Regions from separate parts of the Homo sapiens genome. Here region 2 is linked to region 1. A link is a contact called in ENCODE Hi-C data. All regions are on one chromosome and are shown on one strand. Each heading gives the region's core, a stretch centred on a gene start or an enhancer-like site at or near the end of the contact. The rest is flanking DNA. Distances are from core to core; before and after follow the strand shown. Region 1 holds the start of RRP8 (ribosomal RNA processing 8). Region 2 holds the start of ZNF143-AS1 (ZNF143 antisense RNA 1).

Region 1 (4,119 bases), core at 1,382-3,881:
AACCTTGTAGAACTGGTGTACATTCACTTTCACTATTTGCTCACCTCTCAACTTTTGTTTTCTTTTTCTTTTTTAAGACAGAGTCTTGCTCTGTGGCCCAGGCTGGAGGGCAGTGGCATGATCTTGGCTCACTGCAGCCTCTGCTTCCCGGGTTCAAGCAGTTCTCCTGCCTCAGCCTCCGAGTAGCTGGGATTACAGGCGCACGCCACCACGCCTGGCTAATTTTTGTATTTTTAGTAGAGACAGGGTTTCACCATGTTGGTCAGGCTGGTCTCGAACTCCTGACCTCGTGATCCACCAGCCTCGGCCTCCCAAAGTGCTGGGATTACAGGCGTGAGCCACCGCGCCCGGCCTACTTTTCAATCTGCCACAAATCTGCTGTATCGAGAGCAGAGATTATGTCAGATTCTGGACTCTAGCACCCAGCACAGAAGGTGTTCATCATAGTGCCTTAAATTAAGGAACCCAATGTAGTCTGATTTCTTCACCCATTATTCTGAAACAACACTCACAGATGGTCAAATACATCCTAACTGCACACTGAGGGGAGCAACAGACACTGGGGCCTACCAGAGTGGGGCGGGTAGGAAGAGGGAGGGATCAGGAAAAATAACTAATGGGTGCCACGGCTTAATACCTGGGTGATGAAATGATCTGCACAACAAACCTCCATGACCTGAGTTTACCCATCCAACAAACCTGCACATGTACCCCTTAACTTAAAAAAAAAAAACCCAACTGTAAATTCAATGGCTACTTTAAAATATTAATGTTCTTTGATCTCTCAGTAGCCTGTACTGCCGTTGACTACCTCCCCTTCATTAAAACATTCTCTTCTGTAAGCTTTACTCACACATTTTCCTATTTCTTTTTCAACTTGCGGTTGCTCCTTTTCTGTCGTGCAGGCTTCCTGTCCCCTGACCTCTTGCCTTCCACTCTCCTGAGACGTTCTCCTTCACAACCACGTCTTCAAGTATCATCTATATATATGATATATATATGCTATCTATATGCTGATAGCTCTCAAATCTGTGTCTCCAAGTCAGATTCCTCCCCTGAATTGCAAATCTGCATAACCAACAACACACTCAACATTTCCACCTTGCTGTATTGTCACCTTAACTTTAACATGTCCAAAATAAAATGCCTCATCCTCCAGTTTTCTCCATCTCAGTAAAAACAACCAAGTTCCCAAGCCAGAACCCTGGTCCTCATCTTTGCCCTTACTCACTCCCCACACCAAGTTCCACAATTCTTCGTCCTAAAGACTTCTGGAATTTGATCACTTCTCTTTTTCACTCACCCTAATTCTAGTCCAAGACATCATTACTTCTACGATGAACTAGGCAATTGCCTCCTTTCCACCTGCTCTTCACAAAGCATCCAAGACGATACTGAAAAATGGACAATCTCATTATGTCACTATACAGCTTTAAAACCTTGCTTTTAAAATAAAGACCTTCTTATAGCCTAAATATGCTTGCATGATCTGGCTGATCCTTGGAGACCTCTACAGTCTTATGTCCTGTTCTTTTCCTCTTGTACCCAATGCTCCGACCCACAGAGATCATCTATCCTCCAGCCATATGGAACTCCAGACAATTTCCTGTTCTCTCTGCTCTGTGCCTTGCCCCCTAGCCTTTGGCCATGCAGTCTACTGAGGCTGGAAAGCTCTCTGTAGCCTCTGCCTGTGAAACTCTTATTCTGCAGTCAAGATTCAGCTCAAACTGCGTCCTCTGTGAAAACCCTCTGCCCCCCACAGGCTATGCTTAGCACTCATTACACTGGCTAGCAAAGGCAGCCGCCACCACCAGACATGAGCACTCCACTCCACGTAGCCAGGAGATCTCTAGCCTTCCTCTCATCCACCAACCGTTTCAGCTCACCCCTGGTTGAGGTCGTTCTCCGTGTTGTCCAGCCACAGGCGAACGGCGACTGCGTTGCCCTCCCGGCACTGAGTGAAAATGTCGTCCATAGCAGCGTCCCGGCGCCGAGTCCCCTGGATTGGGGAAGCCTGAGGACTGTGGAGTGATCCAGGGAAGGAGGATGAACCCCAAGCTTTATCCTCTACAGGAGAGAAGTGTTTGTGTTGGGGGTAGGGGGCCTGAGCTGCGTCCCCGGCTAGTGGGGGTCTGTGAAGGAGTTCGGGGCTGCGGGATGATCCCTGGCTGTGTCCTCTAGACGCGAGGTAAAGGCGGGTCAGGGTGGGCAGGGGGTGACGAAGAGGTAGTGTCTGCTGAACGGATGTCCGAGAGCAGGCAACTAGACCCTATCCGCGAACAGAGTTGGGGGAAGTGGGGAGGTTCAGGCTCCGTATACTCTGGGAGAGGGGACCGGGGGTCCTCCCCAGGGTTGGCTCCGTTCCTTACTTGGGACTCAGGAGAAGTGAGGGGTGACAGGGGGCGCGGGTCCTCTCGCACTCACCGGGACTCGGGCTGCAGGATCCTTCTCCGGGGAACTCCCGTCCGGCCGCGCCCGCAGCCCGCCGCCGGCCCCGCCCCGCCCGTGGCGCTCTTGGGCAGCGCGGGCCTCCGTCCCTCCCCTCCCACCGCCTCCCTGCCCTTCTAGCCGCGCCTGGCTAAACTCGATGGTTCGCTGCGCCGCGCCGGCCGCTCTAGCAACCCCTGGCTGTCACGCTTTGGTTTCCGGGTCGGTTCTGGCAGGTCTGAGCGCTCCGACTTCCAGAGGAGCGCTGTGCACGTGGAGAAGAGCGGGGACTCGGCGACCCTGCCCTCCCGACCCTCATGTTCGAAGAGCCTGAGTGGGCCGAGGCGGCCCCAGTAGCCGCGGGCCTTGGGCCCGTAATCTCACGACCTCCGCCTGCGGCCTCCTCGCAAAACAAGGTGAGTGACTCGCGGGAGCAATGGGAGCTGTTTCAGGCCGCGAAGCGGACATTGGTGGATCCCAGCGCTGTGTGTATTGCGGGGAGGGACACCTGTGGCACCGTTAAGGGCGAGTCCTGATCTGAAGATCCGAGAACTTCCAAAAGAAACTGACGTTGGGTCAGAGAGAGTTGTTGAGTAGAAGTTGGTGAAGCGAAGAGGGTTCTTCAGACAGGAAAAAGTACGTACAAGGGCCCTGGGACAAGAGAGCATGTTCTGTCAGAGTCACAAACACAAGTGGTCCTTGTGGTTGAAATACATAGTAAATGAAAGGGGCATATATGCTGTTCAAGTTCAAGAGGTAGAAGTTTTGCGTATATTGAGAATAGAAGCCAATGAAAGGTTTTAAGCAATGGAATTATTTCTTCAGATTTGTATTTTGAAAGGGTCGTCGGTTACAGTGTGGAGGATGGATTGGAGACAGTAAGAGTTGTCAGTATCATTGTTCAAAGGAGGGTGTGGGAAACTTAGAATCAGGGTAAGTGCCTGGCCTAGGATTACCTGGTAGGACTGCAACACAGAATCAGCCTTCCCGACAATACATCTTCTCCTTTGAGCCTCTGCAGATGTGAGGGCCCTGCTTCCTCAGGCTTTTCTTACCCTTCAGTCTGCCTCCAACATGGAATCGGCCTGCTTTGTTTCCTCCTTTTTCATCCCCTAGCCCCATTACCATTGTCCAAGCCGCTGGCCTCTCTGTCTGCAATTTCTCCCCTTCAGTTTGTTTTCTACACTGCAGCTAGAGACATGTTAAATATTTAATATACGTGTGTGATCATGTGTCTCCTGTGTTCAGAAGCCTCCTTACCTCTTACAGAAATGTATCAGCTCTAGGCAAAAGCTCAAGGTGAAGGGTTGGAATTCCTGGTCTCTGGCCTTGGTCTTGTTGCTTGTGGCCTTTGCATTTTCCTTTGGGGAAACCTCCATTAGCTCATTTACACATTGAAGAAAGTGGGATAGGTGGTTTCTCTGCTCTCCAGCTTCCCAGAAGTTGGGGTGGTGACATAAAAGTTCTTCTGGGTTCTGGCAGGCTTGACTGGGAAGAATTCAGATGCTTCTGCCAGTCTGAATCAGGTCCACATCTCTCCCTTCTTGTTCTCCAGGCCTCATCCATTCTCTTTAGGCCCACTGTCATCCCCTGTTTTCCTCCAGGGCTCCAAGCGCCGCCAGCTCTTGGCCACATTACGGGCCCTAGAGGCAGCATCTCTTTCCCAGCATCCCCCCAGCCTATGTATAAGTG
Region 2 (4,911 bases), core at 1-2,500, 2.9 Mb before region 1:
TTCTCACTTGATTATATCAGCTGATTTAGACACTTCCAAAGCAAAGGCTGACGCTGATTTTAAACAAATAATGGGCTGGCAATGGTATTCTTCTTTCCTCTTTTTAACTTCGTTATTATGTGGAAAAAACAAATGTCCAAAGCAAAAGGGGAAGGAATAAAAACTAGTTCGCGTTCCACAATAATACGTTTCAAAGAGACTTATAAGAATTTGTTCACTCTTTTGGCCAAAACTGGAGAAAAGGGAGGATAAAATTGTAAATTTCTAATATCCGATGTTAGACCTCAGTAACCTTTTTTTTTTTTTAATAGAAGAAAGGGTGAGGGGGAAACAATCTGCCCACGATACGCATGGGAAGCAAGCGCTAGGTGAGACCGGCAGGTCCTGGGAGGGCCTGGGCCAGCCCTGTCCCCGGCGCCCCCGCTGCGGCCTGGTGTGGCCCGTGGGCCCGGCGTCCCAGGCGGCGGAACTCTGCCTCGGCGGCGCCTGGGGACTCGCTCTGCGCGGAGGTCAGGCCGAGAAACGCGGCCAAGGCTCCCGAGGGCTCCACCCTCCCCTCTTTCACTCCCTCCCCTTGGCGGTCCCCTGAGGGAAACAGGCGGGGCGCATCGCTCAGAGACAAGCTGGGGGGAGTTGAGTCCTCAACGAAAAAAGCTCCGCCGCCTAGAGTGGCGGCCGCGGGTTATTAATAAACTCCGCTTCTGCCCAGACGCCGCTACCGCGGCCGGCCCATAAAATCGGCAAGGCCTGCGGCGGAGGCTGAGCAGCGGGAGCCGGAGCCCGGGCCCAAGCGGGCCCGCGCCGCCGCGCTGAGGGCGGCGGCCAGGCGGAGAATAATGCACACTGGGTAAAAACACATTTATATACGAACCTCCGAGAAAATTTTCCAACAATTCCTTCGTCCGACCACCATGCACCAGGACAGGAAACAGCCGTCCGGCCCCCAGGCCCCGCAACCCGCATAGTGTGTCTGAGGCCCGCCCCCAGCTTCCATTGGGCTGTCATTACATCACTCACAGGACGCTTCCGGTTTTCCATTGGCCCACGTTTGGTCGACGCGAAAGAAAACCGCCCTAGCCGCGCCCACTCAACTGACGTCAGCCAAGCCTGACTTTACAGCCCGCCCCTGAGTGGCTCGCGCAAAGTGCAGAATCAAAGCTCCTGTGTCTGACTGGTTGACATAACCGCTTATCCCAGACGGACCCCGCCTCACTGACTAGCGAGTCATACCGATTCTGGGGCCCCAGCGGGAGGCGCCATTTTGTAGCGAGGGAGGGAGGCTGGTCCTTGTGATTACCCGGGAGGGAGCCGGGGTGACGAGCGCCATTTTCCCCACAGGGGCGAGGAGGCGGCTTTGGTTCTCCCGGTGGGCTTGCCGGAGTGCGTTCTGCAGACCAGAAGGGCTTTGTCTGGCGATTGCTGAATGCTCAATAGCAGCCTGCTGGGAGGGAAGTCGAAGGGAGAAATAGGACAGAAAGAGAGACCTGACCTCTCCCTGGAGGCTCTCAGTGTCGGCCGAGGCCCTTGGTCTTGCTCTAGGGCTCTGCATTCCCGAGAGCTGCTGTATGCCGGGGATTGGCTTCCAAGCCTGCCTGAGCTTCTCCAGTCTCCCGGGCATCGCCATGCGGTGGGAGGGTGAGCCTTCCTCTCCTGCTGAAATTCCGGCGGCTTGGCAACCGGCCGGGGGGTCTTGGATTCCTCGGGGAGACACCACTGATGCTTTGTGGTTTCACGTAATTTGGATTTAAAAGTTGAAGGCGTCAGAAATGGTTGTCGCTACGGTCTTTTGTATGTTCTTGTGTTGCGAACTAATAAAGGAAAGTCAAAAGGGTGGGAGAAGCATTCAGTCTGGTTCCCTAAAGTTACTAAGAATGGATACAAATTAGTTGTGGCCGTTGCGGTTAATGCTTCTTGTAGCTCTTAACCCAGCCCTTTCTAAACCTTTGGATATACTTACTAGTCAGTTCCGAAGGTACTCAGTACAAATTTGCGTTGGCGCACCAGGCCGACTAAAGATGAGGTGGGTGTATTAGACTCAAAATTTCTTAAGTCGGCCAGGGGGTAGAATTGAGCTACCAAGAGAATGAGAGACTACCCTGTTGTAACAGATTTGGATCGCGCTTAGAAAAACAGGGAGAAAGCTGGATGATGTTCAACTTAATGTCTTGCATTTCAGACGATTATCGAATGGACGGGGATAAATAAAAACGATGTTACAGATAGCCCTCTAAGTGTGGATAGTAAATATTTTGATTTACAATTAAGCCTACCTTGAGGTGCAGGCCCTAACCAACGGATAGTTGAGTAATAGGGGCCTAGACGCCAATGGAAAGAAAATGGGACTTTAAGCTTTGTTTGAACATATATTCTGTTAATAAAGAAGTTTAAATCAGTTCGGATTACTGTTTTTTGTTTGTTTGTTTGTTTTTTGAGACGGAGTCTCGCCCTGTAGCCCAGACTGCAATGCAGTGGCACGATCTCAGCTCACTGCAACCTCCGCCTCCCAGGTTCAAGCGATTTCTCCTGCCTCAACCTCCTGAGTAGCTGGGACTACAGGCGCCCACCATCACGCCCGGCTAATTTTTCTGTTTTTAGTAGAGACGGGGTTTCACCATGTTGGCCAGGCTGGTCTGAAACTCCTGACCGCGTAATCCGCCCACCTCAGCCTACCAAAGTACTGGGATTACAGGCGTGAGCCACCGCGCCCGGCCCGGATTACTTTTTAAGCCCTTAAAATAAAAGTGTCACATATAAAAAATGGATTAGGTGGCCGGGCGCGGAGGCTCACGCCTGTAATCCCAGCACTTTGGGAGGCCAAGGCGGGCAGATCATGAGGTCAGGAGATCGAGACCATCCTGGCTAACGCGGTGAAACCCCGTCTCTACTAAAAATACAAAAAATTTAGCAGGCGTGGTGGCGGGCGCCTGTAGTCCCAGCTACTCGGGAGAATGAGGCAGGAAAATGGCGTGAACCCGGGAGGCGGAGCTTGCAGTGAGCTGAGATTGCGCCACTGCACTCCAGGCTGGGCAACAGAGCAAGATTCCGTCTCAAAAAAAAAAAAAAAAAAAAAAAAAAAAGGATTAGGTTACTTTTAACTGGAGGATTTTGCTCAGTTAAAATCAGTCTCCTACCCAATGGATACATTCTCTGTTACAAAGAAGTAGCCCAGCTGAAAAACAAATGGTTTTAATTTATAATTTCTGTTCCCTCCACATGTATCTGTGTTTTGTAATTGGAGGTGTTTTTTAACCCATCAGAATATTTTTATGCAGTTCCACTAAGTCCCATGCCTGTAGGCTACTCATTAAAACACTATAATACAGAATCTCAAGAATTTTTAAATCGCCCTCTTATTGTAGATAACAATTACAGGACATCTTTGTATCCCCAGAAGCTACTGAGTTGTTCTAAAAATTGAATGGCGATGATGGTGGCGGTGGATAGGATGCTATAATTGTAACTGGATTCAGAGAGAAACCTAATTCTGATTTGTCACAGGTAATGGAACGTTGTGTTAACAGTATTTACCAGTGACTATAGAACAGAGTTCAAATGTACATATATTCAGAGCCATTCATAAGCTTAAAATGTTATCCCATTCATCTCCCTTCCCTTATATCGTGTTATATCCGGTCAAATTAATGGCTTGAAAATGTTTCCCTGTCAATCAGTACTAGTCCAGGCTCTTAAATGCAGAAATTAAATAATTTCCCCAACTTCCTAAACAAGAGGTAACTTATTTGTAGCCCCCTTCAAAAACTGTTAAGATAATATTTTCTAAAACACTTCTTTCAGTAACTTAAAACTTACTGGAGAATTGGTTGGTTTTGGCATATTTATACCATGCTATAAGCATTAAAGTAGTATATATGTATACTATATATATATAGAAATTATATATGATATATATGTATACTATATATATAGAAATTATATATGATATATATAGAAAAAAGATAAACGATGAGTTAAGCTTAAAAGCAATTATTTCAGGCCGGGCGCGGTGGCTCACACCTGCAATCCTAGCACTTTGGGAAGCCGAGGCAGGCGGATCACGAGGTCAGGAGTTCGAGCCATGGTGAAACCCCGTCTCTACTAAAAATACAAAAATTAGCCCGGCGTGGTGGTGGGCGCCTGTAATCCCAGCTACTCAGCAGGCTGAGGCAGGAGAATGGCTTGAACCCCGGAGGCGGAGGTTGCAGTGAGCCAGGGTCACACCACTCCACTCCAGCCTGGGTGACAGAGTGAGAATCCATCTAAAAAAAAAAAAAGGCCGGGTGCGGTGGTTCACACCTGTAATCCCAGCACTTTGGGAGGCCGAGGAGGGTGGACCACCTGAAGTCAGGAGTTCGAGACCAACCAGGCCAACATGGCGAAATCGCATCTCTACTAAAAGTACAAAAATTAGGCTGGGCACGGTGGCTCACACTTGTAATCCCACCACTTTGGGAGGACGAGGCGGGCGGATCACAAGGTCAGGAGATCAAGACTATCCTGGCTAACACGGTGAAAACCCGTCTCTACTAAAAATACAAAAAATTGGCCGGGCACAGTGGCTCACGCCTGTAATCCCAGCACTTTGGGAGGCGGAAGTGGGCAGATCGCCTGAGGTCGGGAGTTTGAGACCAGCCTAGCCAGCATGGTGAAACGCCGTCTCTACTAAAAATGCAAAAATTAGCCGGGCATGGTGGCAGGTGCCTGTAATCCCAGCTACTTGGGAAGCTGAGGCAGGAGAATCGCTTGAACCCGGGAGGCGGAGGTTGCAGTGAGCCGAGATCGTGCCGTTGCACTCCAGCCTGGGCAACAGAGCAAGACTTTGTCCCAAAAAAGCAAACAAAAAGATAAATAAATAATAAAAATACAAAAAATTATCTGGGCGTGGTGGCATGCGCCTACAGTCCCAGCTACTCA

What was found. A loop is a pair of places that touch in the nucleus more often than their neighbours do. Pooled maps may share reads with other maps.
Region 2: a loop to region 1 is called in a map of naive thymus-derived CD4-positive, alpha-beta T cell, with 20 times the contacts of the local background. The contact joins the promoter of ZNF143-AS1 here to the promoter of RRP8 in region 1. A Hi-C loop is called at or near these places in 1 of 168 maps with a recorded cell type or tissue (naive thymus-derived CD4-positive, alpha-beta T cell), 2 of 37 single-sample maps with no recorded cell type and 11 of 50 pooled maps.

The regions. Positions count from the first base shown.
Region 1 is chr11:6,602,128-6,606,246 of GRCh38, reverse strand. It overlaps RRP8 (ribosomal RNA processing 8), which reads left to right and starts at 2,631. Exons shown (of 7, transcript NM_015324.4): 1 at 2,631-2,843; 2 at 4,032-4,119. The coding sequence starts at 2,745. It overlaps ILK (integrin linked kinase), which reads right to left and starts at 2,473. Exons shown (of 13, transcript NM_004517.4): 1 at 2,425-2,473; 2 at 1,887-2,067. The coding sequence starts at 1,975. RefSeq lists enhancers at 1-139, 1,452-1,611, 1,842-2,081, 2,672-2,861, 2,857-3,398 and a silencer at 2,392-2,601.
Region 2 is chr11:9,457,037-9,461,947 of GRCh38, reverse strand. It overlaps ZNF143-AS1 (ZNF143 antisense RNA 1), which reads left to right and starts at 1,250. Exons shown (of 1, transcript NR_036539.1): 1 at 1,250-2,392. ZNF143 (zinc finger protein 143) reads right to left here and starts at 936. Exons shown (of 16, transcript NM_003442.6): 1 at 872-936. RefSeq lists a silencer at 343-552 and enhancers at 1,323-1,402, 1,463-1,562, 1,653-1,732, 1,932-2,567.